Linked DNA regions of Homo sapiens: region 1 is linked to region 2. The links are chromatin loops, found by intact Hi-C in ENCODE. Cell type or tissue: MCF 10A. All regions are shown on one strand. Each heading gives the region's core, and the rest is flanking DNA. Links, peaks and the distances in the headings are about the cores only. Region 1 overlaps LOC107987043 (a long non-coding RNA gene). Region 2 holds the start of LOC105375955 (a long non-coding RNA gene).

The links. A loop is a pair of places that touch in the nucleus more often than their neighbours do. Peaks named below come from ENCODE experiments on the same cell type or tissue, not always from the same donor. Only the 100,000 strongest peaks of a DNase experiment are listed, where the experiment ranks them.
Region 1: it touches region 2 in a loop (3-fold over the local background); 8 of 110 quality-filtered maps call a loop at or near these places.

Annotation. Positions count from the first base shown.
Region 1 is chr9:2,225,077-2,241,204 of GRCh38, forward strand. LOC107987043 (a long non-coding RNA gene) reads right to left here. Exons shown (of 5, transcript XR_007061395.1): 2 at 5,505-5,612. It also overlaps the pseudogene RN7SL592P. Among named protein-coding and RNA genes, the nearest start is that of SMARCA2, 220 kb to the left of the region's middle. RefSeq lists enhancers at 15,860-16,128, 16,051-16,128. In MCF 10A, for the core only: no CTCF peak of the experiment used is centred there; no DNase peak of the experiment used is centred there.
Region 2 is chr9:2,284,468-2,300,595 of GRCh38, forward strand. LOC105375955 (a long non-coding RNA gene) reads left to right here and starts at 4,633. Exons shown (of 4, transcript XR_929426.3): 1 at 4,633-4,826; 2 at 5,612-5,679; 3 at 5,917-6,019; 4 at 12,132-12,436. In MCF 10A, for the core only: no CTCF peak of the experiment used is centred there; a DNase peak (open chromatin) is centred at 7,714.

The DNA of each region.
Region 1 (16,128 bases), core at 4,257-12,256, 58 kb before region 2:
TTCAGAAATGTTTTATGTAATCTCCAAATATTTCAAAACTTGTGTGCTATTTTTCTCTAATTGATTTATAGTTTATTTTTACTGGGGTCCAAGTGGAGACATTGCATGATTTCTATTATTTACAATTTGTTAAGGCATATTTTATGGTCCAGAATATGGCCTATTTTGGTGATTGTTTTACGTGAGCTTGAAAAGAATGTGTATTCTGCTTATGTTAGAGGGAATGGTCAATAATGTCAATTATATCCAGCTGATTGATGGTGCTATTGAGATCAGCTCTGTCCTCACTGATTTTCTGCCTGCAGGATCTGGTCATTTCTGGTAGAGGGGTGTTGAAGCCTCCAACTATAAAAGCGGATTCATTTATTTCTCCTTGCATTTCTATCAGTTTATGCCTCATATATTAATATTTTGACACTCTGTTGTTAGGAGCACACACATTAAAGATTATAATATTAACTTTTCTTGGAAAATGAGCCCCTTTCTCATGATATAATGTTCATCTTTAACTCTAATAACTTTCCTTGCTCTGAAGTCTGCTCTGTCTGAAATTAATGTAGGTGCTTCTGCTTTTTTTTGATTAGTGACAGCCATGACATATCTTTCTCCATGTATTTACATTTAATTTATATGTGTTTTTATATTATAAAGTGGGTTTCTTGCAGACTACATGTAGTTGGGTTTGATCCGTTCCAATAATTTTTGTCTTTTAATTGGTGTATTAAGTCCATTGCCATTCAAAGGCTTTATTGATATAGTTGGATTGTTATCTACCATGTTTGTTAATATTTCCTATTCGTTGCCTTTCTTCTTTGCTCCGATTTTGTCTTCCACTTTTTGTCTGCCTTTTGTGGTTTTAATTGAGCATTTTAAATAATTCAATATTCTCTTCTTTTAAAAAACATTTTAATTATACTTTTTATACATTTTTAGTGATTTTATACTTCTTTTTACACATTTTTATAAAATATTTATAATGAATCCAAGTTCATACTGAAATAAAATTATACCACTTCATAAGTAGTATACCTGAAGTGAGTATACTATAATATACTAAATAATAAATAATAAAAGTTATAATAAAAAATACTAATAGAAAAAATATCACCCGAATACAGTTTGGGTAAACTTTATGGAAATGTAACACATACAGAAAAGTCATACTTGAAAATTTAGCCCCATACATTTTCACCCGATGAACACACCCAGTGCTCAAATCAAAACTCCCCCACCCCTTTCCAGTGACTATACCACCTCCCAAAGGGAATGGCCACTATTTTGATTTCTAACACATAAGTGCATTTTTATTTTTAAAAACTCCTGCAATTCACTTAAACCATGATTCCCCAGTCTCCTTCCCACAATGAGTTTGGTGTGTTTTTTCTCATTCATTTTTTAAATAACATGTACATACAACGTAAGTTATCTACCTGTGGAAATGTATAGTTTTGCTTTCTGAATACATTGTAACTTTTACATTTATTTATGTACAATTTGGTTTCCTGCCTCTGCCAATATCTGCACCTCGTTTTCTCCCCGGCAGCCATACGTGTTCCGTAAACGTGGTAAATAAATGAACGAGTATGCCAGGTGCTGGGGCTATAGAAGCGTACAACACAAACACGTTCACTGCCCCCACCCTCTTCTGGTTTATAGAATGTGATTGACCAGAAATTTGTCCTAAAACCTCTCCGAATGTCCTAAAGTAAAGTCCTACAGCTACAATCTTCGTCCTTCCCTGAGACATCCCATACCTCAGCGAGCTCTTCTTGCTGGCTGACTCCCTTCCTGGGCTAATAAAGGGGCGCCTGCTCAACTTCCCCATGCTTCCCACCCACCTTCACTGAGCTTAGCCCCTCTGTGTATAAATATTGTCCTTCTACCTTCATTCTACAAAGCTCAGCATGTCTCCTAGAACTAGCTAATAACACAAATGCGGTGAATAGGATTTTGTGCTTGAGAGTTAGAAGACACGGGTTCAAGTCCTAAAGCTTTCACTCTCTGGGTAACCCTTGGCAAATCACTCCACCTGTCTGGTGTAAGTTTTTATGTCTATCAAATGAAGGGGATGAACTGAAAAGCTCTAGGGCTCCTTGTAGCTCTAATATTCTGTGATTTTTATGATGAAAACTACCAACACGTAAGTGCAGACAGCTTATTTTTCTACAGATAGCCTAAGTCCCAGTGATCATTTGTTTCTCCTAGGGGAGGCTTAACACTTCTGAATCTCTGTTTGGCTTCTTCATTACACAGGTCTGTCTCACCCTAGCCCTCTACTTTGATAAGGCAGACTGCAAGTGGCAATAGTGGAAGGCAGACAAACAGTTCTTCAGGAAGGTTGACATGGATGATCAATACTATCCTTGTAAAAATGCCAGCAAGTTTGAACACTTCTTTAAAAAACATCTTCCTTCAGAAAATTGTCTTTTGAAACACCATGACCTGATTTTCAGGGAAGGACTGATTACAAAGCCTGGGGTTTCTTGCCAAGGCAGTGAGTTTTTGACTCCCACTGGATGATTAAAGACTAAGGGAAAAGCAAAACAACAAGTGCCTCACATCCCTACTGATTGCATCATGCTGGGTTGAGATCCATGGAAACTGAACTGCTATCTAGACAACAGGCTGGCCAATCAGCACGCACGTGGGATCAGCTGACCATGGGGACCCTGATTTCATAAAAACACCACTTGGCACCTGGCAACACAAGTGCCCCCTGTTCTGAGCCATTCCAGTGTGTCTGGATCTGCTCTAGTTCTACGTATGAGGACTAACTCTCTAGGAGTGGGACTGGCTTGGTCTCAACTCTATTTACTCGCTGAGACAACAAAGACCCTCCGGACTTTGGAGACTGAAAACATGGGTCATATCATCTTCTCTGGGCCATTTTGAAGTTCATCTGTAAATCACTGTCTAATTTTATTCTAACAAAAACATTGAAATTAGCCATTATTGGCCCCGTTTTACATATGAGGAAATTTAAGCCACTTGTCCAATGTCATTGGACTAGGGCAGAGCAGAATTAGTTTTCATTGCACATCTTAGGCATCTTAGCCTCAAGTTACACTAAAGAAAGCTTCCAGGGACTGCAGTCTCCCCTTCCCCTGACCCCTAAATATTAGAAAATTTAGGGTACATAAAGTTTATCATTCAGGCTGGCCTCCGTGGGCCCCTCAGTTCCCCTTATCTGTTAGTGAGCAGGAAAGAGGCCCATTGGGTACCCCTGGGGGGCGCCAAACCATCAGGTCCTGTGGGCTTTGCACAAGAAACAAAACACATGGTAAAAGCACTTCCTCTGACCCTTCTTCAAAACAAAGGAAGTGATAAAGTTGGAAAGACTTGGCTTTGAGTGGCCCTGAGCATGAGGCAGAAGCACACCTGGAAGTGGTTTCTGGGGAAGGAGTTCAGGGAAGAAGAAAGAGTGGAGAGTGAATTTTTTGTGTGTGTTGTCAGGGGACATCATTTTGTTCCAGAGTCTAGCACTGGCCTAGTGCATAGTAAGGAGAATGGGATAAACCAATAAATCAACGTGCAAACACATGTACTGATACTATGGGAGAAGTACCTTGAAAGACACTGTCGGTTTCTCCTCATCCTCAACATGGCTCTATCATTTACTAATATGCTCAAGCACCCTTACCCTCAGACACACACTATAAATTAATTCTTCACTCAACATTGCACTCACCTGGAGCTACCTTTCTCTTCACCATTAATCTTTTGGGAAACAGTAGTTTACATCTCTAGTTTCTTAGCATCACCCACTTCCTCTTTAACCTTATGAAGTATTATTTACTCTATTAGAACAGCACTGAGTCTTATCATTTTTCCATTCCCAGCACTGGGCACATATCTGAAGATAGGGAGGGTTTGTTTGTTTGCTTTGAGACAGGGTCTTGCTCTGTCACCCAGGCTGGAGTGCAGTGGCACAATCCCGGCTCACTGCAGCCTTGACCTCCTAAGCTTAAGCAATCCCCCTGCCTCAGCTTCCTGAGTAGCTGGGACTACAGGCATGCACCAACATGCCCAGCTAAATTTTGTATTTTTAGTGGAAACAGGGTTTTTCCATGTTGTGTAGGCTGGTCTCAAACTCCTAGGCTCAAGCAATCCCCCTGCCTTGGCCTCCCAAATGCTGGGATTACAGGCATAAGCCACCTCACCCAGCTAAGAGAGAGTCCTTGCTTTGACAGTTCCTACATTTTCTAAGTGTGTTCCTCCTGCCCCACACAGGAACTAGACACCCCTTTGTAATTTCCTCTATATTGTTGCATCCGGATAGGACTAGAAAGCATTTTCTTTTTCGCATGAAGCCAGCTGTCTCCCTGCCCCATTCCTCCACCTGAACTAATTTGTTAGCTTATGGGAGACGCATTATCACAGGTATTAGGGAAATGCTAGCTAGAAAAACTGGAAGGTCTACTAGGGACTGACATTGTGACCACAGTGCTATTTTAAGCCACTGGAGTACAATGGTGGTATCTGTAGGAACTGAAACTATTTGTTCAAAGGAAAAAAGCATTTAGTGACTGTTCTATTTGTATATTCTATGACTTGTGAACATTAAACCAAAGAAAACAAGGTTAAGGAACACTGTTGCCCTGCTAGACATCCTCTACCTTGCTTAGACCACCAAATTGTAAAAACCACACATACTTTGCATTCATTCTTGAACCCTCCACAGTTTGTGTCGAAGGTTCTCAGCTTAGCGAATCAAATCCAAAGCAATCGCCAATCAATTATTTACTAAGTGATAGCTTTTTCCAGAGAATCCTATTTTCTATCCCGAGGCCTAGCAAGGCAAAGGAAGCATGACCTTCCTAAGAGGGAGATTTGAAACTCCTCTCAAAGGAAAAACCTGCTGATTAAAATAAAGTCCAAAATCTTATTCCAGTGGAAAAGCATTTAGCTAAATGACTTAGATAGAGGCCTGAAGCATGAGTACTTTCTTTGTCATGTATGGATTCATTGTCACCCTCTGCTTGGCTTAGCTGGAGGGTGAGATGACCTCCACAATTTAGGAAGGGCAAAATTCTTCAATATCAGACCAAACCCAATACAGGTTTGCCGAAAGCAGGAGTTTCTTCTTTTCCCACACCTCTGAAACAATGACTCATATCTGGAGACACCAAGGGGTAGCTTCTGGGAGAGGCATTATAGCAATTTCTGTTAACCCCCAGCCTCTAAAATCTGCTCTGAATAAGCATATAAGCCAAATACAGCATGCTGGCCATGTAACTGTAGTTTCAAGTTTCCTAATTTTATCTAACAAACAGGTTGCCACTTCTAAAACTCTCTTACACAGAAATTCCAGAGGGTCTCACTGCTTTAGAGGTAGCAAAAAAAAATCATGTCCAAAAATCCGTAGTGTTGTAGAATAGATCCAAAAGAAATTTTAGACGTCACTGATGTTAGCCCCTACTTTTATGGTGATGATTCTAACCTAGAACCTATTTGGTTCACTAACCTGGAGAGGGCACCAAAAGGAAGTTGATCATTTGTCTTACCTTCTGCCAGTTTTTTTTCATAAGTAGTACTGTGTAGTCTTAAGTGAACAATCTCTGTGTTAGAGTGCCAGGATTTGAAGCTCCTCCCTTCTGCTAATTATGTAACCCCTGTAATAAAGTGAAATAATAAAATGAGTTAGTTGTTTAAGCACACTGTTGAGTGCTTAAAAATGTCTGGTATACAGTGAATGCTCATAGGATACTAGCTAATTGATCCCTCAAAGGGCTGTTTCTAGGATTACGAGATGACACCTACCAAAGTTTCAGCATAGTACCTGGCATATCATGCTCAATGAATGTGTTCTTACAGCCTTACAGCAAGGGTGGGAGATAGCTTGCTAGAGCTCAGGCCATTTATTGATTAGGGAGGCTGTAGTACTGAAGACTTTTATTTCAAAGTGAGGATATTTTGATATTTGGAAGTACTCTTGTAATTTAGCTAATATTGAACATAGAATGATTAACAGAAAAGCTTTGAACTACTGCTTTCTTTCTAAAGCATGTTTAAGGGAATTCCACAATATCTGTTATCCACGCTTTTGCTTAGTTGGGGAATCTGGACCAGAACTATCTCTTTGGCCACATTTGTTAGAAATTATTACTATTTAAGAAGGATTGAAATATTCCTACCAGAGCCCAGAGTTTGGCTTTTAGTGCTCAATGAATATCTTTATGTTTAGTAAACTCCATATAACTCCCAAACACAGTGAGAGGCTCACATTCCACTGTCTCCCCCTGGGTGTTGTTTAAGTATGTAGTGGACTGACTGAGGTTGAGCTGACAGTTCAAAACAAGGTTTTGGAGCTCAGAGCAGGGCAAACAAGGCCAGAAGTGCCTTCCTGATGGGACTTCTCTTTTGGTGGGCTTCATGATACACAGGCCATTTAAATGTCATGCTTATAGCTATCAGTCTCAGTGAAAAGAAAGCTCCTCTCTCAAGATTCCAGTAAAATTCCCATAACCCAGTTTCATTGGCCTGGCGTAGTCATGTGTCCATCCCTAATCCATGTGTCTGTGACCAGGCTGGGGTCAGAGTTTGGATAAATTACTCTGGCCAGATTGAGTCATGTCCTCACCCTTGAATCTGGAAGCATCAGTTAGTCCCATCCAAACCACATGAACAGAAGGAGGAGGAAGGAGGATACCCCAAGCAAAATCTGGGTACTATTACCAAAAGAAAGGGCTGCGAATACTGAATAGGTAAAATTAACAGCTACCCACTCCACCTGACTCTATCACTACTCACTCTAGGATCATGAATGAGCCATTGATCTTTTTGGGATGTAGTTTTGTCATCTATAAGATGAGAGATTTGGGCTAATAAGATCAGGGCTTCTCAAATTTTAAAATGTCTTAGAACCCTCTGAAGGCCTTGCTAAAACAGTTTCTTAGACCCCGCCCCCAGAGATTCTGATTCAGTAGGTCTGGAGTGGGGCCCAAGGATTTGGCTTTCTATCAAGTACCCAGATGATATTGCTGCTGCTGACACACGGACCACACTTAGAATAACACTGAGCAGCTACTGGCACACAATAATGCTTTGAGCAATTAAAAGTCTTCATTCTGAAGCTCAAGCTAGAGATTCTGCTTCTGTCCCCACTGTAAGAAGAGCAACATAAACCCCTGACAGAAACACAAGAATGGCAGCTGTGAATTCTCAACTCAGGCCCCATCACTGGAGATACTAAGTCATATCCATGACTCTAGTAGTTACTCATTTGAGGTAGGTCACAATGGCTAGATTGGGTGAGGCTGGACTAGGAAAGTCCTCTGACTTCTCAATTCTAGAGCTCCTGGGGACTCTGTCTTCCTGATTCATGCTTGTCCTCATTCAAATCTCTGCCGAGGCAGCTCTGAGGATATGAAGGTTCCACAGGGAAGCAGAGGGCTTTTTGGTTAAGAACACAGACTTTGGTGACAGGTAGACCTGGACTCTACTGCTTATTCGTTCACTCACTAAAGACTGTGTAACCTTAGGCCAGGCATGGTGACTCACGCCTGTAATCCCAGCACTTTGGGAGGCCGAGGCGGGTGGATCAACTGGGCTTGGGAGTTCAAGACCAGCCTGACCAACATGAAGAAACCCCGTCTCTACTAAAAATACAAAACTAGCTGGGCGTGGTGGTGGGTGCCTGTAATCCCAGCTACTTGGGAGGCTGAGGCAGGAGAAATGCTTGAACCTGGGAGGTGGAGGTTGCAGTGAGCCAAGATTGCGCCATTGCACTCCAGCCTGGGCAACAAGAGCGAAACTCCATCTCAAAAACAAAAACAAACAAACAAACAAAAAACACAAAAAAACACTGTATAACTTTGAGCAGATTACTTAATCTCTCTGTCCCTTAGTTGCAAAATTGGGTGTATTTAGAATGTGCCTCATGGAGTTATTGTAGAGATTAAAATAAAGGAGGTTATGCATAGGTGAAGGATTTATCACAGTACTTGGCACAGATAAACTCAATCAATGCTATTAACACTGTAAGTTTAGGTCCAGGATGCCCCTGCACACTACACAGCTGAACATCATTTAACAAGGTGTACTAGCATCCATCCCTGATTATTAACAGCTTCTCAGTTAGGAATGCCCTGTTCCTCTGCTCTGACATCTGTGTTTTCTCAAGGTATCTGGGTATGTTCTGGGGTCAAATGTGTTTGTAAAATGCTGGGTAAATGGATGTTTTCTTGACTGTAGGACTTTTTAGAGTCTTTACTGTGGTAATTCAAATTAAGAATCTCCAAAAGGGCTATTTGGTATTTGGTGGTTCCCAAACCTCGTGGACCATGGAACCCTTTTGTACACATGTTAACATTTTTTGACATTCTGCATGCAAAATGCAGACTTGGAAACTCTGCCCTGGAGCAAAACTCTATCCAAAAGTCTCCAGTATGCTGATGAACAGGCATATTCAGAGATGTCCTACAGGTCCTGTGAATCAATACTGTGACTATGGAGATAAGTAATACGTCATGTTTAGCTAGGTAGTAGTTGCCATACATTCTAATGGATGAGGATGGAGGATAAAAGCTATATTTTGGCAATAATTTAGAAAATCATTTTCAACTAGAAGAGATAAACGTTTTGAAATTGAGGTGCTCATGTTCTAGTCTGTGCTCTGTTGTGATTCAAGGAGAGGGGTAGGAGTTGGGGAAGTAGTGTGTGAATGTCCTGTTCTCAATAGAAGGAGAGCGTGGAAGAGTGTTAGTGGGAACAGGTAACACTTTATGTAAGAGTAGGGGAGGGCAGCAGTACCTCAGGCGGGCTTGGGCTCAGGTAACAGCTCTCATTGCTGATACCTGTTGTGGGTACTTGCGGCATTACCAGGAGGTTTTTATGCCCTACAAAATAATTTTAGAGCGTTCTAGGTCAACAGCCAACCTTAAGTGTGGTGAAGATTATACCAGATTTATCTGTCACAAAAATGTGATCCTGGTGATTAAATCAGGAGAGAAAGTGGCTGCCCTTCTTAGAATAGCACCTAATGCAACTGGGATCTCTGAAAAATGAAACGTAGCTGATGCTTGGGCCAGTTACTCTGATTTGAAGAGTCTCTAGCTCAGCGAAGCTGCTATGTCAGCATACCTTCGTGAGATTATATGTGATTTGCTGAACTCTCTCAATAATATAAAATCAATTAAATTAAAACAACTGATACCACCATCACAACTTTTTGTTCCATACTTCATAGGTCTGGCTGTCTTACATAATTAGGAGGAGCTGAACTTTAAGGAGACCTTGAGTATGGGAAACAGGCTGCTGGTGTTGAGGTGCTCATCATTAAAAAATAAACAAGTTGGTCTTACTGCCAGCAGCAAGACTGTGACTCCCCCGCCTCTCCCTGCTTCTCAGGCTCAACCAGCTCAAACCAGCTGGCCTGTGTCATCTCTCTATTAGCGTAGGGCTTGAAAGCTCCACCACAGATGGACTCAAGATTGGGGGATCTGCCACTTATATTTGCTGAAATGCATTACGCACATTTTTGAGAGTGTGGCACATGAGGTTGCTGCCTTTTAATTGCAAGGAGTGGCAAGGGTTTTTAAGGCAGCTGGCATGTCTCATGGGAGCCTCTGCCAAGGGAGCCTCCTACAGCAAACTTCATTTACCCCAAGGCTGAGGCGACTCATGTGGCTCTTTATTAAGTCATTCTTTCAGCTGCCCCCTTCTCTCTGTGTCTGGCTTTCCTCAGGCTCTTAGATGTACTCAAAAGCCTGCCAATGCTAAACTGGGCTGGGCATAGACTGACTTGCCTCCCTTCTGCAGCAGGGGCTGTTGGTAACTGGATCAGCGTGGCAGGTTGTCCTCACAGCTGGGGAAATCTTCAGCTCTCCTGCACCCAGTGTGCTGACGGCAGGTTCAGCTCAATGCATTCTCATTTCATTTCTGTGTGTCACTAAATGAGAGTCTTAAAAGTTGCTGCCATGGGGCTTATAGCAGAAGAAGGGGTGAGGGCAGGAGAGCATACAAATACTGGGATGGTGGGGAGAAAAGCGGCAGCCCTGCTCTTCTGTATTACGGCAGGATTTGCCAGAGACAAACCAGAGAGAAGGTGGGAACTCGCCATTTCAGATGAGGGCTTAAGGTGACAGAGTTGGTTAAGAATGACATTGGCATGAATAAGGCCCTGGGTCTGCTGAGTGCTCTGCCTCCCTCACTGTTCAATACCCATGTTCAGCTCCTCTTTCCACCGGCTAGCATGTAATTGGAATCAGGAATCTGTGAGCTCAGCGGCCCACTGAGGAGCCCACAGGTCCTTCCCTCAAAGTGTCTACTCTGAATAAAGGACCCAGCACTGACCAACTGGTGTCAGTGGACAAATGCACAGAGCACAACTGTGACAACGTTGAGATACTGCAGCAGCGCTGCGGTTATATACCATAGCACTGAAGATGCATTGGTGATTCCTAAACCAAAAGACAGTCCTGAACTGCAACTGCCTATTCCATATAATACTCACTGTGTCTGAATATTTGTTACTTGATCCCTATCTGTAAGCTTGTCCACCTCTTCTCCTTTCTGGGGACAAGAATTTACATGTAGTGGAAACCACCAATAAGATGTATCGGCAGGAAGGCTGTCCATGGGATCTCACTGAGACCAGAATGAGTGTCGTACTTATCTTTGGGCTCCATGTGTTAAGGGTAGCAATTGGATTCTAGGGGACTAAAAAATATTTGTTAAGTGGCATCAGATCACCATTATCTTTCATCTGTGTAGCACCTTTCTACTTTTATAAATCAGCTTTGTTGTTGTTGTTAGAGATAGGATCTTGCCCTGTCGCCCCAGGCTGGAGTGCAGTGGCACGATCATAGCTCACCACAGCCTACAACTCCTGGGCCCAAGTGATCTTCCCACCTCAGCCTCCAGAGTAGCTGGGACTACAGGCACACACCATCGTGCCTGGTTAATTTTTTAATTTTTTTTTTGGTAGAGATGAGAGCCTCACTATGTTGCCCAGGCTTGTCTCAGTCTCAAACTCCAGACTCAAATGATTCTCCCACCTTGGCCTCCCAAAGTGCTGGGATTACAGGCGTGAACCACTGTGCCCAGCCAAAGACACAGCTTTATATGTTTATTCTTACTGGAAGCCTTTGTTGTAGCACAAATATTTTTCAGTTCTTCAAATGTGACACCAAGGCACAGATGGGTTAAGTGACTTGCCCAGGATGACAGAGCAAGTGTGCGTCAGGGTTGGCACTCAAGCCAGCTATCAAGACCGGCTAGGGGGACACTTTGGGAATGGACGAGAATCACCTACATCTGCATCCTTACCTTATTTATAAGTCTTTAAATGTGTATTTATCTGACATAAATGATAAAATATTGAGTTTTTTTCAGTTGTAAAGTAAAAGTGAAAATACATATTGAGGCCGGGCATGGTGGCTCATGCCTGTAATCCCAGCACTTTGGGAGGCTGAGGAGGGCAGATCACTTGAGGTCAGGAGTTCGAGACCAGCCTGTCCAGCACAGTGAAAACCTGTCTCTACTAAAAATACAAAAATTAGCTGGTTGTGATGATGTGTGCCTGTAATCCCAGCTACTCAGGAGGCTGAGGCATGAAAATCGCTTGAACCTGGGAGGCTGAGGTTGTAGTGAGCTGAGATCATGCAGTGGCGTTCCATCCCAGGCAACAGAGCAAGACTCCATCTCAAAAACATAACAAATAAAAGTAAATAAATAAAATACATAATGATAAGGATCCCTGTAGCTTATGGATGAATAAATGTCTGGTTAACACTCATGCTAAGAGTTTTTTTCTTTAAGCTGGTGAGTAATAGTAAAGCATCGGACACCACCATAAAGCACAAAGCTCCATCAGAAAAAAAAAAATCAATTTTGTTAATAATAAAAAATAAAAATAATGACTGAGTAATTGGGGATTATTTACCATAGAAGCAGTTTCTTTTGCTAGGAAAGTAAACATTTTCACTTCTTAGTACTTATCTACCAGCAGGGGACTGTCACATCAGATAGTGCCTGGTTCAATTAACAGCACCCCTTAATTATTTCTAACATCTATTAACAACATAATCGAGTGAATCCATGGCCACAGTGCTTAATTTTGTACCTCCACTGCTATGCTTACAATGGCAGTTTTGCTTTCAAAGAGTAAATTATTAACACCCGAATCTCAAACTGTACCAAGTATTATTTTTGTTACTATAAATCATTCTCTAAAAGCTATTTCTTGTTCTCTAGATCATGGATTCTCAACAGGGCCAGTACTGCTTTCAAGGGGGTGAAAATTGATCAAGGGCTGTAGGGTGGAGGGAATTGACAAAATCTTACCCTTTTTATGTATAAAGTACAGATATACCTACAGCACATAAACACATACACAGTATATCTGTGGTATTAACATTTCATGGGGTGGCGATTGGGAAAAAACGTATCTTAAAAGGATCCTGGAAAGGCTGTGGTGATGGAGGGTGTGGCAATAATGAAAACAGGTTTAAGTAACACTGCCCTACACCTATGCATCTCAAATCTGGCCTACTCATTGGAATCACCTTGAGGGTTTTGAAAAAATACAGATACCTGGGCCACTCCCAGAGTTTCTGATGTAGTTGGTTTGGGTGGTGCCTGGACTTGGTATATGTAAAACCTCCCCAGATGAGTCCCCTTTGGGGTAGCCAAATTTGAGAACCACCGCTCTAGATTGCAGATGACAGAACTATTCACCCACACCACAGCAGATGTGACTAAACTGTCATGACAGTCTTTCCTAAACCCAGATGTGACTTTGGAATTTTTTTCCATACATTATTGCAAATTGGAATTCACATGTGAAATGAAACCAATTTGCCATTCCTGTTCTAGATGGTCCCCTGGGCTAGAACAGAACCCAAAACCATATCCCAATGTTTTAGCACCTAGAAGGTTCTCATTAAGTGTCATTATGCCTTACATTTCCTCATTATTCTTTTATTGATCAAGGAGGAGAACACAGAACAAAAATTGGTGGCTAGTGAGCAGAGAGTAAGAAGTTTGCTGAATGCCTAAATATAGTGGTGCAAAGGTGTGTTTGGTCATACCTGGGTCGGGCTGGCTGATATTCTGTTTTCATTATATGTTCATTACACATGAACAGACAAATCTACCAGGCAAAAAAACAAAAACAAAAAAACCCACAAAAGTTTTCATTTCATGACAGGCCCTTTTTGAAGGATATTTGTTCAGCTTCATGCTAGCATCTATGGTTAAGGTGTATGTCACCCAACAGGCATGAAGCAAATAGTTATTTTCCAAGAGCAGGGATTAATGTCAAGTTTTAGTGAAGTTAGGCAGATCTTCAAGTGGAAAGTCAAATGAAATAGTTTCAAGAGTAAGAGTTCCTAATTAGCGCCCAAAGTTTTAAGAAATGATACCTGCTGAGGTAAATATAGATTAAACAACAAATGTATTTGTAAGAAAATTTGAACACAATTTTCCTTGAATTTGGTGGTTGAATAAAACATGAAATTTGATCTATTTATTTTGATCATTTAAGTTGAACTGTTAATATACACACATGTATGTGTGTTTGCGTGTGTGTGTGAGAGAGAGAGAGAGAGAAAGAGAAAGAGAGAAATAGTAATTAGTTTTTGGAGACAAATGTCCAATACAAATATGGAAAGCTGCACACCTCCTCAGTTTTCTGGTAATCGTAATAAAAACAAAGTCACCAGATGGGCAAAAGCTAAAAAGATGAAAATATCAAGTTTGGAGAGGATGTAGAATAACAGAATCTCTCATACTCTCTGTTAGGGCAAGTGGGGCTGTAAATTGGATCAACTACTTTGGAAAAACAGTTTGGCATTGTCTAGTAAAAGTGAAGATGTACATAACCCTATACCCCAGCAATTGTACTCCTAGAGATTTCCCCTGGACAAATTTGATTTCATATATCAGGAGACATAAATAAAAATGCTCATAGCAACACTGTTTGTAATATTCCCAGTGGCAACAATGCAAATGTTTGTCAGGTATGTAATTAATAAATAACTGTGATATGTTTACAAATGGACTATCATACAGCAATAACATGGATAACCTACTTCTATACATAATAACATGGATGACTCCCACAAATGTAATGTTGAGTAAAGACACAAAATCCTCCTTCCTTTCACACAAATGTTAAAACAGATGAAACTAAGCAACATGTGTAGGGATACATACATCAGTGATAAAACTGTAAAGCAAAGCAAGGAAATGATGGTCAAGAATGTTAGCAGAGTAGTTAGGGAAGAGCAAGGTGGTTTTATCATTAAGGAGAGGAATGCAGTGGGTTAGAGAGGGCACCCGGGCTACTGATAATATTCATTTCCCAACCCTGGTAGTAAACACATACGTAACGTTCACTTTATAGTTGTTTGTAATACACTTTAATGAAGTTTTCTGGATGTATATTTCACAAAAAAAATTGATTTCTAAACTTGCTATTTTCTGTATGACTTGTGTATTAATGTATTAATTGAAGTTAAGCAAGAACAAAAAATATTTTCTGAAGCCTGTAAAATGGAGAGAAATGCTCAAGAATATGTTTTGGAAGGTACCAGCAACAGGGCAGCTCCAGGGTTCACAACCCTTGGAACCCTGTCCTTAGGGTGTAGTTACGGGATAATTTGTTCAACCTCTTATATCCTGGGTCTCTCTATTGAAAATCCCAGTTCCTGGAAGAGAGAATAGGATTGGCCTGGTCATATTCCCTATTGGTCACATGTCCTGATTTACCAGAGCCATGTGGAGTCAGAGAGGGGTCATTCTTCAAAGGCCAGGGAATGAGAGGGAAGGAAGACTGCATGGATGAAAATAACCTCCAATCTGGACACTGTCAAAGCCAACAGACAGAAAACACCAAGATCCAAGAAGGCATGCAGGTAAGAAACACTGACAAAGCCAAGATTGTTCTTGAAGAATTCATCCCACAGAAGGGCAGCAGTTCACTTGCTGCATTCTGTTGACCTTTGGATTCCAGGACTGGAGTACATAACTAATGTAAAAGAGTGAACAATGACATATGGATGACACTCTTCCCACGGTGCCTTAACTCGCCATATTCCCTCTGTCTGGGAAATGTGTGCCAACCCCAAATGTCACTCTGATCATCTCTCCTGTTCAGAAAACTAGACTTTGATCATCCTTTATGATCTCTTCTCTTGTGAACTTTATGGTGGTCAAAGTCACAGCAAGGTCGATTAAGAAAGGCCAAGAATCAGTGCTCCTGTTTGCTGGGACCAGGAGGCAGAGGACTAGCCTGTCATTCACAGGTCTTCTTTAGGGGAGGGGGCAGGGCTTGTAAATTGGGGAAGTGGGTGGGGTGGTGGGAAGCAGGAAATATTGCCAGGCCGGCAGGAATCCTGACCCTCTTGGTAACTCATCCTGTACCAAGCAACCAAGATAATTTTTTAAAGTACAGACTTGTGTGTGGAAATATATCCTTCCCACAGCTCAACCTCAGCTTTGAAATGATTCTCAACAGAAACACACACAGGTAAACAGTAACTTTCTGAAGCACAATGAGTGGCCTCTGCTACAGAGACCAGTTTGGAGACTGCCACATAATACAATTTAAATTAAGCATGAGTATCTTTTTTTTTTTTTTTTTGAGACAGAGTCTTGCTCTGTCACCCAGACTGGAGTGCAGTGGCGCGATCTCGGCTCACTGCAACCTCCACCTCGCGGGTTCACACCATTCTCCTGCCTCAGCCTCCCAGGTAGCTGGGACTACAGGTGCATGCCACCACGCCCCGCTAATTTTTGTATTTTTAGTAGAGATGGGGTTTCGCCATGTTGGCCAGGCTGGTCTCGAACTGCTGACCTCAGGTGATCCACCCGCCTCTGCCTTCCAAAGTGCTGGGATTACAGGTGTGAGCCACCGCACCAGGCCGCATGAATATCTTTATTCATGAGCCTGGATCCCTAAGAATGAGGGTGCCTCTGACTATTCTTAATTCGTTCAGCAGTCACATTCATCGCACAACACCCAAAGACATATTTGGTCTGCAGTTCGCACCTATTCCTCTGGAGCTTTGAACAGTTAATAAACATTAGCTCGTTAGCATTAATTAAAAGGCATCTTATTACAGCAGGATCCAGAGTTACCACCTAGCCACTCTAAAAACCAGCGGTCGGCTTGACTTCCAGCAA
Region 2 (16,128 bases), core at 3,193-11,192:
TAATTGATTGACTCATGAGTATTAAAGATAACTAAATTAGAGTAAAACCAGTTTCTAACTCATCAGAATACTCTCCACCTCCTCCACCTTTCTTGTCAGTATTCCACTTTTAAAGAGCCCAGTGACAAAAAAATGATTAGCCTATGCCAGGAATTTAATTAAAAAATTAACTCATTGATCAGAATAGGTTTGTTGTCATCTTGTACTTCTCTATGTACAGATACGGGCCTATATAACATAATTTATTGTTCACAATTGCCTTCAGTTGAGTTTACCAGGGTAGAGACTCTGATATTCTAAGATTTGTGTGCAAGAGTTTTATTGGGTACTGCTCTCAGGATCAACACCTGTTGTAAAGTCAGGATCAACACCTGAGTAAAGTCCAATCCCTCACTGTGACCGACAGACCCTACAAGATCTGGCTCTGGACCACTTCTTGATGTTACCCCTAGCCTCTCAAACCTGTCCACCCCTGCTTTCTGCTCCTTAAGCATGTTGAGCACCTCAGGGCCTTTGCACATACTGTTCCCTGCCCTGGACCATGCTTATCTCTAGATAACCATATGGCATGCTGCCCCTTTCCATCCTATGTCTGTTCAGATGTCACCTCTGCTGAGAGGCTATTTTGACCAGCCTTTCTAAAGTAACTCCATCCTATAGTTTCTTGATCTTTACAACACTTAATCACTACCTGACAATATTAATATATATTTCTTTTCAGTTTTTTGTCTGTCCTTCTATAAAGGAAAATCCATGAAGTCAGGGCCTGATATGTTTGGTCAATGATATGTAACACCCCTAAAATAGGTGTTACAGGGCCTGACACACAATGGAAATTCAGTAGTAAGTGGTGAATTAATAAACTAATTCATTCAAATAAATTTTCTGATGAATTTACTGAAATGGAAGAGGTTAATTTTAGGCAGAATTGAAGAAGGTGAATAATGAGCTTCAGATAACCAGATAATTTTAATTAGTATATCACAACCTCACCAACCAGTCTTTTGAAGGAACTGTTACTGTGATAATTTGCATCAACTTGTAATGAATATTGACTAAGTTAGTTTACCTGTAGTGAATCATCTGCATTTTCCATTTGGGATAGTTTCATGTTTCAACAGGTTTTATGCCTCTGTCACGTTAACCAGGTCCAAGAGGGAGAAATAGCTGTGACGAGCTGGCAGGTGTTAAGTATAGACCACAGCTAATTCCTCTTAAAGGCTTAATTTACATTCCAAATAGAATGCATCTGTTTTTCAGATTCTAATTATTTTAATGTTGTTTTTGCAAAGGGTGATTTCCATAACTTGAATATTTGAAAAATTCAAATTGTAACTATGTAGAACTGAACCAATATAGAATGAAAGGAAACCCAATGCGTTCGTTTGTGAGGCATTGCCCTCAGGAGATATATATAGCTAGAATTTGCACTGCCCTTATTTTAAAAATGTCCAGAACCTCTAGGCTCCTACTGTTTCCCTGGCTCACTCATAAAAAGCTGCCTAGCAGTCTACTTTTTGCCCTTGTAGTAATGCCTAATTTTCTTTGAACTAAATGCTTTATGCTTATCTCTTTTAATTGTAACCACCTGAAGTAGAAGAGGGTTTTTTTTTTTGTTTTTTGTTTTTTTTTTTTGTTTTTTTTTTGAGATGGAGTCTCACTCTGTCATCCAGGCTGAAGTGCAGTGGTGCGATCACAGCTCACTGCAACATCCGCCTCCCAGGTTCAAGCCTGGGAGTAGCTGGGATTACAGGCATGCGCCACCACGCCTAGCTATCTTTTTTTGTATTTTTAGTAGAGACAGGGTTTCACCATGTTGCCCAGGGTGGTCTCGAACTCCTGAGCTCAGGCAATATACCCGCCTTGGCCCCCCAAAGTGCTAGGATTACAGGCGTGAACCACCTCACCTGGCCTAGAAGATAGTATTGATCCCATTTTATAGAAGAGGAAACTGAAGTGCACAGATCAAAGCCACACAGTGAATGAACAGGAAAGTGGGACTCTAAGGCCCCTCCCTAATGTGCACTGTGTACTACATCCAATCAAGAGCCTTCTGTATGACAGACACACCTGACAGCAATAACATAACTTAGGCACACTCTGAGAATGACCCTATGGTCTAAGAAGAATGTGTGTTTGTAGCTGTAAGCTAAGGAATCCAGAAGTAGCCAACATGGAGATTCATTCCTTATCCCTTGGCCCATCCTGTGGAGCACAGGCTGTACAGAGGATCAAGGCTCTTTGTTTTGGGTTAAGTGAAGGTTAATGGGTAGAGGTTCCTAGGAGGAGGGTGTTAAGTGAAAACACTATATAAACTGCATGCTTTATACAAGTTGTTACAGTTCTCCTGTCTAGTCCACCACCACTGGACGGGACTGCCCTGTATGTAAGTTCCCTCAATAAACCCTATGTCTTGTTCACTGGTGCCAGGTCTTTAGCCTCTCAAACACGATGCCATTCCTATTGAATGAAGTCAACAGGGGTCCAGCATGATACCTGCCAGTCTTGAATTCTTTTTACACCATTTTGCAGCCATCCCCCTCCCCCATTCCATCCTTGAGTTCTAACTCCAAGGACACACAGTAGCTGCTCAATGAGCTTTGGTTGTGTTGTCAGTTAATCATTAACAAAATGACCCTCCAGCTCCCTTTTAGAGTATCACCAAAAAGTGTTTTATGAATACACCATTTGCAAACGTTATCATGAATCTGGGCTGGATTCAGAGCCTAAAGGAGGGTAGAGTGCCCGCCTGGCTACCTGCAGGGCACTCACCTGAGCTCTTCAGGAATGATTTCACATGTTTTTGCCAATTCTAGAGCCATTGAAGTCCACAGCAGGTTTTTTTTTATCCCAGCAGTCCCTAGCCTACCTGATATTCTGACAAGCAATTTGATTTATCTCTTGGCTTTTATGTGGCTCTATCTGGAGTAAAAGTGGCAAGGTATTTGAAAGTAAGTTAGAGTGTACGGTTGCTTTTCTTGAGCATGGGAGAACCACTGGAACTGATTTTTTAATTAAAAAATTAAAAAAGGCTGGCCAAGGAGGTAAAGGGCTCAAACAGCCTGGCTTTGGGAAACTTGATTCCTGCTTTCAGCTTGATGGAGTCTCTCCTGAGCATTTCAGACTGTACAGCTGTCCACAGTTTGGAGGTAAAAAATGCCATCACCCTCTTAACCAAGCTTCTCTTTGTCAGAAATTCGGTTTCCAGTCCTCAATGACTTTGCATTTCTGTCTCCACAGCCTTTTTGATATTTCATTAACACACATGAAAATCCTTCTGAATGATGTTCCTGTGCTTTGTAAAAACGCATCTAGCATCCCACAGGTGATATAGACAGGAGACAGGGAGATACTGAGTAGAAGAGGGTGGTTTCCTGGCAAGAACCCCACCCTCAAGCCTGAAGAACCTTGGCCCTAAATGAGGACAGGCATTCCTGTTTTTGCACTCAAGAAGTTGCCTTTCGGCCTGCTACGTTCCCTATCCTGCACCCATATAAACCTCAAACCCCAGGCTCCAGGAGCAGACCAGCAGATGAAGAGAAGCAGAGGGACGGCAGAAGGACACAGCAGGGAGACAGGAAGAGGAACGTTCAGCTGGGGGTGGTTGGAAAGGAGTTTGGCAGCTGGACAGCCCAACTCCAGGGGAAGATCATCTTCCCACTCCATCCCCCACTTCCGCTTTCCCATCCATCCCGCCAAGAGCCACCTCCACCACTCGACGAAACCCTGCGTTGATCCTTCAAGCCCGTGTGTGACCCGATACTCCCGGGATGCTGGATAAGAACTCGGGATACAGAAAGATTTCACACTGGCCCTCTGACCTTGCAAAAAGGCAGAGGGTCCATAGAGCTGGTTAACACTTAAAGCCATCTGTGGACAGCAAGGCTAAGACAGCATTGTAGCACTGGGATTGCAGGCGCCCACCTCGAGACCCTACCATGGGGCTGGAGCCCAAAGTGCTCGCCCCAGCTCTGCATCTGCCCTTCTGCGTGCTCCCTTTCCCGCAAGGGGTTTGAGAAGCAGCAGGACGGTGACCTGTCAGTCACTCCACACCCCTGTCACAAGTACTGAGAGGGGGAACCGGGAACTCTCCCATTTCACAGGGACTCTAACTTACTTCCTCATCACTAAGTTTAGAGTTGCTCCACACTTGCTTTTTTCTTCTGTGGGTATAGGGGAGTTGGAGTTGCTAAAATGTGCTGCAACCCATGTTTTCCCTTTAGCCTGGAGTACTCTTGCTTGGTCCCTTCCCTCATCCTACTCTCACCCTACAGTCACACTCCCAAAAGTTTGCCCGGATATGGCTTACTTACTGTACCCATTCTTCATGTTACCTCCTCAAAGCCTTCTTTGAAACTTTCCACCTTCAAGATCAGGTATCCTGTAGTACTGATATATATGTAGTTGGTGCTAAATAAATGTGATTGGGTGGATTAACGAATACATGGACAGTTGGATGGAGACCAAGCAAGGTGGTGTAATCCCATTCTGTGAAAATTTTAAAAAATAAGAAATTGAACTCACAAAGGGACAACAAATATTTTGGTTTCCAGGGAAGATAAAAGAACATTCTATATGTATTGTGATTACTTTTTTCCAGGGACTCTTTAATTCCTAACTTCCTAGCAAGGAGTGACCAAGACAGCTTTTTGAGCTATCATCTGGCTCTATGACTGTGGTGTGAGGAGGGTTTGCACTTGGTGCCAACACAGAGAAATCACCCTGTTTAGAGTAGAGGGGATGAAGGACGGGGGGAGAAATCACATCCCCTGAACTCTCAGCTATGGAAAGGCCTGGCTCTTGGCACAGTTACCGGGTATTACCAGGTACCAATGTCTGTCTTGGATGACTCCAATACTCTCTCCCTCTACTCTTCCCTTGTCCCTCACTCCCTGACCCTCGCCTCTCTGGGCATCAGCAGAGGGAAGCAGGGGCCTCTGCCATCCCATCAGCCTGTACCTTCCTGCCAGACAGCCTTGGAGATGATTGTCACTGCAGTGGCATCTGGGGAACCCTGCTTTCCTCTGTCTTGGCTCATAATTTTTCAGAGCCGGAGGAGCAGCCACTCTAAGCAGCTCTGCACTGCTGTGCTTGGATGCTCACAGTTCAGACACGTCATCTCCCTCCTCAGCAGAGAACAAGCTCACATAGCTGCTGCACAAATTTATGGCTCAGCCTGAACATCCATTAGCTATGCTTCCCTTTTATTTTTTAAAAATGTTAATTATACAAATAATACATGAACACATTTTAGTTGTAAAATTTAAAATCTAAGCATAAAAGTAAAGCTAAAGTCTACTTTGACCATACGCTTTCTAGACCATACCCCTTTCTAGAGGTAACTGTTGTTACCTTCTTTTGTGCATTTAGGCTCTTATACAGAAATACAGAAAAAATGGTTTTCATATTTAAAAAATTTAAAAATCATGTTATATATAGTGTTCAGTAAATTGTTTTCTTATTTCACTAATATTTCTTTTCCTATTAATATATACAGATTAACCTCATTCTTCCTAACTGTTGCATACGGAATGGCTATGGATATAGTAGCATTTATTAACCCATTCCTTATTCATAGATAGACTCATTAGAGTTTTTTTTTTCCCACTAGAGACAACACAGCTACGAAGATCCTTGTGAACTCTAGTTTGTGCATGAGTGGTTCCCTGAAACAGCATGGTAGGCACATATGAAATTTTAATGCATACCAGCAATTGTCCTTTAAAAGCGCTAAAGCAATTTACATTCCACCAGCAAGATATTTAAGGACAATTTAATACATCCTAAGTAACACTTGATTATTTCATATATTAAATTCTTCATATTTGGTATACCTTTATTATTATTATTCATTTAATCATTCATTGGCTTATTCAACAAACGTGTATTGAGTTTCAGATATGTTTCACCCACCAGGCAACAGAGTTGTAAAGCTAGCAGCTCTGCAAACAGCACCTGCATGATGATTTCAGTGTCAGGAAAGCCTCTACACCAGAGCAGCCCCCTTCTTCTGCTTGCTGTAAGTGTCTTTAGCAGGGGATCTCAGATCCCCTTGCCCAGTGAGCCATTAGGCTGTCAGTGCAAACCTGCTCATGGGAAGTCACATTCACTGGAGTCACTCACACCACGCTAGAGGCCCCATGGGCTCATTCCTGAGAGAGGGCTGTGTTGGAGGAGTTAGGAAAGGAGGAGGGAAAGCTGCCAATTGTAGGCAGGGGTGAAGATGGGAGATCTTGTCTACTTCAAAGCTCCTCCTTGAATCAGCAGGTTGCTACTATATGTGTGGTGGCACATTAGTGTGTTTTTTCTTACATTTTAAAGATAATTTACATGGACTGTTATAAAGGGTCTAGTATAATAATGAGGATGATGATGAAAATAATAATGTTTCATTGACTCTTAACACTCTATTGATTGTGACATGAGCCATTATTTTGTGAGCCACTGAGAAAAAAGTCCGGAAGAGAAGCAGATAATCACCTCTTGCAAACCAGTGAAAGCTGACCCTAGAACAACACTAGATAGATTTCATTATTATTACCATTTTAGAGATAAGATAACTGAGGTTTAGAAAGATTAGATAATTTGTGCAGGACTATATAGCTAGTAAATAGCAAAACTTGCCACTTCACCACTGCATCCTTACAAAACCCTCACTAATAGGGGCATGAGTAGTATGGATGAAGGACTTGGAATCATTCTTACAACAGCCTGCTCTGATGAGCAGTCAACTTCAGCTGACTCCTAAATCCCACTGCTGGATCATTCTTGGGGATTACGGGAACAACTGAGTTCTGTTCTCATATAGTCCCCGCCCTTTTCCCTCTGTGGATATATTTGTTCCTTCTTAATTCAACACAACAAACATTTATTGAGCACTTACTGTATGCAAAACATTGTCCTAGGCACCATCCTCTTGGCTTCCAAAGGACATGGGAAGGCACCACTCTAACTTCCCAGTGGAATCGGAAGAATAACTGCCTACTAAATATTAGAACTACCTAGAAAAACACATGAAATCATCTCTGAAAATTTTGAAAAATAAATCAGGATTCTATTAGTGTTGAGATAGAATAATAGAACATTTTTAGCTAAGAAAGAAAATTAAAACCTGCTTCTACCATATACCCTCCTCCTTCCTCCTAAATACTTTAATTAAGCTCTCCATGAGAGGTCACCAGGATGAAGACATAGCAGCTCTGACTTTTCTCATTATCCATCTCCTAGAGACTAGATGTGATTAGACTGACTGAATCTTTTGAGCCCAGGGAAGCATCGTGAAATTTGTGGTGTCCCTGAAAAGATATATCTGAAAAGATATTATCATTAGTTGTGCAAATATCCCAAATAAGGGAGCACTATAGAGAATTTAAACTTTGCAAGTTCACTGATGGATAAAAATTCTGTATGTGTGCATCTGTCACTTCTTGGATATCTGACTCTGCTTCCAAAGAGTAGATTATATCCAGATGGGCTTCTGTCACCTGGCTACAGCAACAGCATGCAACATTTTAAATTTATTTATTTGCAGCCATACCCTGTGTTCTTTTGTTTTCCCTGGCTACTTCCCGCATAGCCCAGAGGCAGGTGTTACAATCCCAGTGGCCTGATCCTCTTGTAAGAACACCACCAGCACACCAGGGCATGACTGCCTAGGCTGCTGCCAGATGGGGAGATCTTGAATGGAAATAGTCACACATTGAAATGGTGCCAAGTAGCAGGCAGTCTTGCAAAACCAACATGGCTTTGGAGACACAATACCTCTGATGAGTGAGAGGCGTGGTGGTATTTGTGGAAACCCAGCTGTTGCAGACGGTGGCATTAACTTGCCCAGCTTTGGCGACAGTTGTCTGAGTTTGGGATCACTGAACCTTAATATAGAATTTTTTCTGGCCCTAGTATTATCTGCGGGTAAACCGTAGCCTTGGGTCTCAGCTGCAGCTGTATACAATATTTCTAAAGACAGACTTTTCCAGTTCGACTAGCGAGAATGTATTAAATCACATGGCCATGTGTTCACTTCTAAACTGGAAATTCAACTTTAGTTGGGAACTGGCCTAGCAGGAGAACAAAGGCCATATAAAAGTTTCAAGGAAGAGGAAATTGTTCTCTTACATGACTGTGGACCTACTAAATGAAGCAATATTGCAAGATTCAGCTAGGAGGTTGAGTGAAAACAGAAGCCTTGGGCTGCCTTCTGGCCACTTTGAACAAAGAGACATAAAGCATGTTTAGGAGGAAGGAGTGTGGATTGAGCTTTGATCTTCTGGACACTGTTAAACCCACTCTTACATCCAAACATAAGAAGGGCTGATTATCTGTTAACTTTCTCTAGTTTCCTTCCTCGTTCCATCTTCTCAGTGGGAAAATGAGTGGGTTTATTCTCAACTCCCTTTCAGCCTCATGACTTTACAAATGATTTATTGGATGCCTGTCCTTGTGCCCAGCCATGTACCAGGAAGACTGAGTGATATAAAGGACTTCTATTTTTGAGAAGTTGAACAATGAAATATGCACTCACTGTACAGCACCAGTAATAAAAGTGAGGGAGAGAGGGGGAGGCTCACTTAAGTGTGGTCTAGTTTTCTCGCTGTAATGATGGCAGGCTCTGATCAGCCTCTTTTTCTTCTCTCTTTAATTCCTCTGTTCTTTCTTTCTATGAGACAGGAGCAAGAATTAAATGAATGACGTGAGGTAGGATCTAGAGAACTCCAGAAAATTGAATTGTCTGAGCTGTAGTGGCTTGACTGGCTGGCTGAGATAATCAGTCCTCCAAATTGGTCCTGCAATCTTAAGCTAGGCATTGGTAGACTGTGCCAAACCCACACATGGTTTTCACTGATCTCTCTATTTGTTCTCAGTTTCCACCTACCTCCCAACTCCTAAGCCTTTTCCCCCAGATGTCCATGCCCCAGGCTCTTTAAAATTACTGTTTAGCTGCCATTTACCAAGCTCTGAAATGTCCCATGTGCTATGTGGGTGCTCCATGATGTTCCAAGGGAGCAGTGTTGTAATCCATTTCAAAGGTGAGAAATACATTCTGCCTGAATATCCAGTAGGTGCTGGAGTTTTAATGCAAACTTGGAATTGCCCATTCTTAGAGCCTGTGCTCTTTTTCTCTTGAAGTTTGTACAATGTGAGTTTTTGTAACACAGGGAATGAATAACGCTAAAATACTCACAGGGCACATCTGAGACTTTGCCTGGCAACTTACTAGGATGATAAGCTTCCTTTGTTGAAGTTTCTTTAGATCTCAGATTCCCTAGTTATGAAATAAGTGGGGTTGGACTGGCTGATCCCACTCCAACCTCTTAGAGTCTGTGAGAGCTCAGGACAGAGCAGTTATATTTCTGTTAATCCTGGGAATTCTGCCTCTTAGGCCGGAGTCCTGGAAACTTAGCTATTGGAGAGTAATCCGCTTCAGACAATGAGCCCTCTAAATGAGATTTTTTCAGACTAGATTGTAGTATTTCAGCTCTTTGTTCCCATGAACACACACATGCTTGGAGGTCCATGAGACCAAATCTGTTCTTTGGGAAAGATGATATCCCTCTTTCTTTGGGAAAGATAATATCCCATCTTTGGGAAAGATATCAAATGCAGGAATGTAAGCAATTCCTGCATTTGAAAAAGACCAAATTTGGGGTATGTCCTGGGGGAAACTGTATTTGAAGAAGAAAGTTTATTACAAAGCTTTATGGAAGGAAAGAAGCTTAAGCGGTTCATGTAGATGAGCTCTAAGGCACTGCTGAAATAGGGGCCTAGGAAAGAAAAAGTGATTTAACCTGATCATATGGAACAGAGGTAAAGCAGCAGCACTTTTACTGCCAAGATAGATGAAAGGGATGAAGAGAAAAAAGCCAAGGGCATATTACAGTAGGCTTGATAAATGTCATCCTGAAATCTAACTCAGTATTTGAATGCTATAAATTGTGTTAAGAAATATAAGGCCAAATAAACCTTTGGGACTGTTTGTGACTGATTCAAGGCGACTGAGTTTAAACTGCTGCTGATGAAATGGATGAGGGTAGAATAATGGTATTAGCAATTTAACAAAATCCTAATAAATCAGAGACGAAACTTGATTTAAGTTACACAGAAAGCCTTGCCAGAGCACATGGCCTCAACTCGGCTGAAGCCTGTGATTAGGATGGGAGCTGAAGTTGGAGCATGGAATCGCTGCTATTTTGGATTCACTTCTACATCCTAAGGAGGTTCCATCAAGTGGTAACAGGGAAAGCATCTGCTCTGAATTCACTCACCACATTTGCAAGCCTTGCGTTTTTGTCACATGTGAATCTCACCTGTGTACTCCCATTTTATCAACTCTCTGGTTTGAAATCATCTCATCCATCCCTCAGTTACCACCTTAGGAGCAAAGGTTTCATACCCAGTTAAGAAAGGACCTGGGAAGAAGGTAATAGGAAGTGAATATTTTATCAGCATAAGAAAGAGCTTTCATCTTATTTCTTAACCCCTGAGAGCCCTGTAATGTCAATATTTGTATAAAACATGAAAACAATGTTTGTAACATATATGCATATGAGGGCTAATAATTTAACATACAATTTCTGAAGTGTTCCATCTCCTAGAATGATGGTTGCCCTGGGGCCTTCCAGTCATGAAGCAATGGATTTAAGATCTTCAGGGAAAGGGTGGAGGCCAACTCTAGCAATGGAGTTATTTCTCATCTTTGACTAGCAAATAGGATTTTTGAGTCACTAGCAAGATAATAGTCTTCAAAGTCAGGCTTTGGTGAAGAAAAATAAATTTCTAAATTCCTTGAGCTCCCATTAACATGTCAGGAATCATTGCTGGTGGACTGGCTCATAGAGTTTCTATAAACCTTGATAGAGAAAACTTAGCATATAATGTAAGGGAAGCCTTGGCTACACCGGAAAGGCAGGGAGAAATCTTGCATCTTTAGGGTTGAGGAATTGTGGGAAGAAGAAGATAGGAACCAGGGAACAGCCAAAGAGTTAAACACATGTGTTCACAGTTTCGCTTCTTGGGAGAATCTTGAGTGAATCCAACACTGAGGTTGGTGGCCTGCTACCCTCACTGGAACCTCTGTGCTTTGCAACTGCAGGGGCACCAGTTACATTGTATTCTTTGTGAACGGCCATTCCTGGAGTTTTGTAATGCTGTGGCCCTTTTTTCAAGCAAGGCCTTATGAGGACTTCAGGTCTCTAGGAAAAATCTGGTAGAAGGATATGGGGCAGCACCAGTAGAGGAAAGTGGCTTGAGGGGCGAGCCTCTGGAAGCTCTCTTGGCTCTGCTGAACTTTGGTGTGTTGGGTAAAAGGTCTGAAGCTTGCTTCATGGCCTGGTGAGAACTCACAGAGCTGCCAAGAAGGGCCTGGCATCAGAAATAAGCAACTACCAAGGACAGGAAAGTCAACAACAAATGCCAGCCATGAGCATCAGATGATAAACTTCATGCCACGAGGCCAGGTGAAATTGTCAGAATTGGCAAATGCCAATCCTGAGATCAGATCGACACCCCATGCCAGGTTGGCAGAGAGGGGCAGTACCCAGGCCAGCTTTCTCTCACCACCTCAACCCCCTTCCTATGTCTCCACTCCCCCAGTTATCAGAAATACCCTCAAGCTTTCACCTCCACCCAGAAGCCATCTTGAAAAGCAGGAAGAAGACGGGGGTAAACAGCTCTGTTCAAAGAGTTTAAGTTAAAATTATATGAATGTTTGTTCCCAAAAAAGCATTTGAATATGTAGATACTATTAATTTCCAAATTCTGCCCTTATTCTCACCCCATCTCCCTACTATCTAGCAAGATTGGGAGGGAGACTGGCAGTTAATAAGGAAGACTGGATCAGTTAAAGACTATAAAGAAGCTTGTATTTTGTTTTGTTTTGTTTTTGCCAGCTTAGTGAAGTATGCATTTGCAATCCTGTTCTACCATGTTGGTGCATAGCTCTTAGTCCTTTAGACAAACAGCTCTTAAACAATTCTACTGTGATTTGTCTGAGATTCCTAGAAATCTCCTACCTTCCAAGTAAGGAAGGGATTAATGGCTGAGTACACACACTCTGGGATGGAGTTAAAGCATCAGACTCTTGGGGCTGGAGCCATCTGGGAGACCATCTCATTAATGAAAGGTTTTATTTTCAGACAGAAAACTGCAACCCAAGAAGCTTCTACTTCTTGTCTTCTGGAACTCTATCTGGGGTCTCTGAGTTGCTGAAAAGAAGCCTGACTACCCACCTACACATGCTAGAGAACATCTAGACACTCCATTCCCACCAATGTGTTAAACATTGAGTGAGCTGTCTTAGACCATACTTACTCATTCACCAGATGAATTCCACCTAGTGACTTCAGTTTATATCACGTGAAGAAGAAAAATTGCCAACCTGAGCCCTTTCCGAATTCCTGATCCAAAATCATTAGATAAAATAAAATGCCAGTTGTTTTAACTGGTTACAGTTTGGGATGGTCTGCTATCCAGCCATAGGCAACTAGTGTAGTAGAAAGAAAGTGCAATAGAGTGTTAGAAAAGAAGAAATTAATGCTAATTTGGGAGATCTCTGGGATAGGGGGAGGTAGGGTATAAGTATAGCTTTAGAAATGGCCAGACCTTGGGCAAGTGGTGATGGTGAGAGGCATGGAGAGGAGAGTAAGAAAGCTGTGGAAGTGGAAGCACATAGAGAATGTTCTGAGCTTGCCCAGAGTGACTGGAGTGAGGCTGGCATGAATGGGAGCAGCAACAGGGAGAGATTTTTGAAAAAAGTCACTGGTTAATGCCAAGACTGTGCATGACATTAAGGATGCTTGTTACTACCAAAAAGGAAGTTTTAAAGTGAAAGCCTTGTCTCCGGTTATTGCTCCAGTGTCAGAAGCTGTCTATTGAAATATGTCACAGTGATAAACAACTAGGTTCATGTGTTCAGCCTGAACCCTAATGTGAGTTTTCTTTCTCCAGTGGAAGTACTAAACTGTGGCTTACACTAAATCTATATGACCTTTGGGTGGTTCCCTGGTAAGGAGTTAAACCTAAAACCTACATCCTCAAAAGTCCCAGAAAGAAATTCTGATTTACCCTTTATCAGTCTATTCTCACACTGCTATAAAGATACAATCTGAGACTGGGTAATTTCTAAACTAAACAAAAGAGTTTTAATTGATTCACAGTTCTGCATGGCTGGAGAGGCCTCAGGAAACTTACAATCATGGCAGAAGGCAAAGGGGAAGCAAGGCACATCTTACACGGCAGCAGGAGAGACCGAGCAAGCACGAGGAAGTGCCACACTTTTAAACCATCAAGATCTCACGAGAACTCCCTCACTGTCATGAGAACAGCATGGAAGAAACCATCCCCATGATCCAATCACCTCCCACCAGGTCTCTCCCTCAACATGTGGGGATTACAATTCAAGATGAGAGTTGGGTGGGGACATAGAGCCAAACCATATCAGAACCCTTGGTTAATCTCCCTGCAACATAGGGATGGCCATTCCTAGAGTTGTGCAATTTGTGCAATTCTGAAATTCCAGCTATGTGTGTAATTCTGAAATTCCTGTATTAATGGCCCTTCCTTTTCAGGTTTCAGAATCCCCTTATTAAATCGTCACCATTCTGCTCATTTATTTGTTTAACAAATGTTTCTTGATGGCCTACTCTATATGCCAGGCACAGCTTTAGATACTTCCCAACATTGAGTAAGATAGACAAGCCTGTGGTTCTGGGAGGAACACCATTGGAGGAAACCAATGGTAAACAAGTAAACAAGCAAGCACACAGGATAATTGCAGGAGGTATAAGAAAAGAAACTAGCACATGTAACACAAAACCAGCACATGTGGAAAGAGAGTGTGGAATAGTGAGTGAAAGGGGGACAGTCAGAACAGATCAGAGAGTCAGGCAGTGTTGGCCATGGAAAGTCTGTGGGGCCTGGGCAGAAGCTGGTTTTCATTTCAAGCGTAGAGGGAAGCAGTAGGAGAGAGCATGAGTAGGTTTATTTTTAAGCAGATCTTTGGCTGATGAAATGAATTGTCAATATTAGTTATGAAGTTACTGGGGATTCAACCAGAGGTTGGCACACTTGTTTTCTGTAAAAGGCCAGAGAGTAAATATTTTAGGCTTTGGGGCAATTTAGTCTCTGTTGCAACTACTCAATTCTGCCTCACAAAAGCAGCCACACACAAGATGTGTAACTTTAGTTACAAAAACAGGTGGTGGACTAGATTTGTCCCAAGGGCTGTAGTTTGGAGACCACTATATTGGATAATGGGGTGTGGGAAAAGTAGGCAGTTGAGTGCACCAAGCAGAGTGGGGATGTATGGTTAGTGGGAGCATGGAGAATTCTAAGAGGCAAGGCCACAGGCTCTGAGAGAAAAGGCAGGTGGAGGAGAAGGATGTCAGTGACAGATTCTGCATTTTCTAATTTCGCAAGGGCTGACCCCCATGAGCACGTGTGTGCATGTCTGCGTTCAGCCTGGTGGCAACATGGACCAAAGGCTCTGGTGTACTGGGGTGGCTGGTTTTGTGGGCCATGAAACCTAACAATATGGGAGTGCTCTTTAAGAAAGTGAGTATAAAATTACAAATACAAAATTGAGGACAGGGCCTTGGAAGAAACGTAGGCAAGTGACAGGCCGTGAAGCGTGAGGCTTATTAGCTCCAGGGTAAATTTACCTCTGCTTGTGTATACCTACTCTCTCCCCACAAGCTCACAGCAACAATCTGAGCCTCATTAAGTCAGACTGTTTCAAATAAAACCTCTTTTAGTGACATCTGGTGCATGATCGATACTTCGAAACACTCAGAATCCTAAACAAGGAAAAGGGCACCTGCTCTGGGTCCTGCTGTGTCTGATTTGTCATCACCAGGGTGCAGGTGCTCAGGCCTCGCCCCACCCCGCTGTCCTTAGCAACACAAACAGCAGTAACTGGAAGCCACACTGCAGCTTGTGTGGCTGATGTTTGCTTTATGTCCTCATACTTCTATTGCTGGAAATGACACTGGAACCCAGAAAGAATGTATGCTGGTGCTTTAGGTCATGAAATGGGAGAAATTTTGTGGATTGTGTTTATTCTATCTTATCCTGAAAAATTTTGTCTGTGAGACAGCCCCTCCTCTGGATTCCACAGATCTGTACGGGGAAAATACTGTAATAAGCACCTGCAGTGGGAGCTCAGTCTCCAGTGCATCTAGGCATGAGTGGAACTGCCCTGTGGAAGGTTGGAGGAGAGGGTGTGCTTGGTAGCTTAGGAGAAAGAGAGAGAGGTAAGGGCAAGGGGGAGAGAGGGATGGAGCCAGTGGATGGTGAAAGGCCTTGCCCTCTGCAGTGTGAGCTCCCTTCAAATCTCTGCTCTGTCCTTTCCCTATTATGCAAATTGTCAGTTAAATTTATGAAGTCAAGGAAGGAAGGAATGAGGGACATAAAGTGCTTGATGCACATGATTTTCTTTAGAAACAATAGAAGTAGCTGAATTCTTCAGCAAGCATGTGGAGGAGGATGTTGGAAGTGGGTGAGTGGTAAGCAAAATGGATAAGGAGGATGGAAGCCATGGAAACTCGTGGGAATTGTGCGGGAGGCTTAGGTTGCCACAGCTCTGGATTTAAGGTTGGTTCCAAATTTAACCACATCTATGAAATACAGAGGGGCCCTGCCTGAGAGCTCTGGTGGTGGCAGATGGCACGTGCCTGGGTCGCACAGCAGCCAGCAGGCACAGCCTGTTGATGAGCACATGTGAGACATCCCTTTAGGCCTCCAGAAACATTGGGCAATTTAGCAAGGGGCTGATTTTCTGTGTGAGTAGATGGGTCTATGGAAATCAATGAGATGTGGGTATAAAAGTCCTGTGACCTCATTGGAGACCACAGGGGAGAGAGGCCTGGGGACATTTAGGCTGCCATGGGTTGCATATCTACCTACATCACCTGATGTAAAGTTACTGAGACCACAAACCTTGTCTTATTCATTGTCATAACTCTTCCTGTCCCCCAATCACCTTTCCCAACTTACCCAGTGCCTAGCATAACCCCTGGCATATATGGTATTCACTCAGTGAATATATGTGCAATGAATAAATGAATAAAGAATGCATGAATAAAACACTCTTATGCAGGAGTCTGTACCCTGGCCCATGCTATCCTTCAGGCTTGA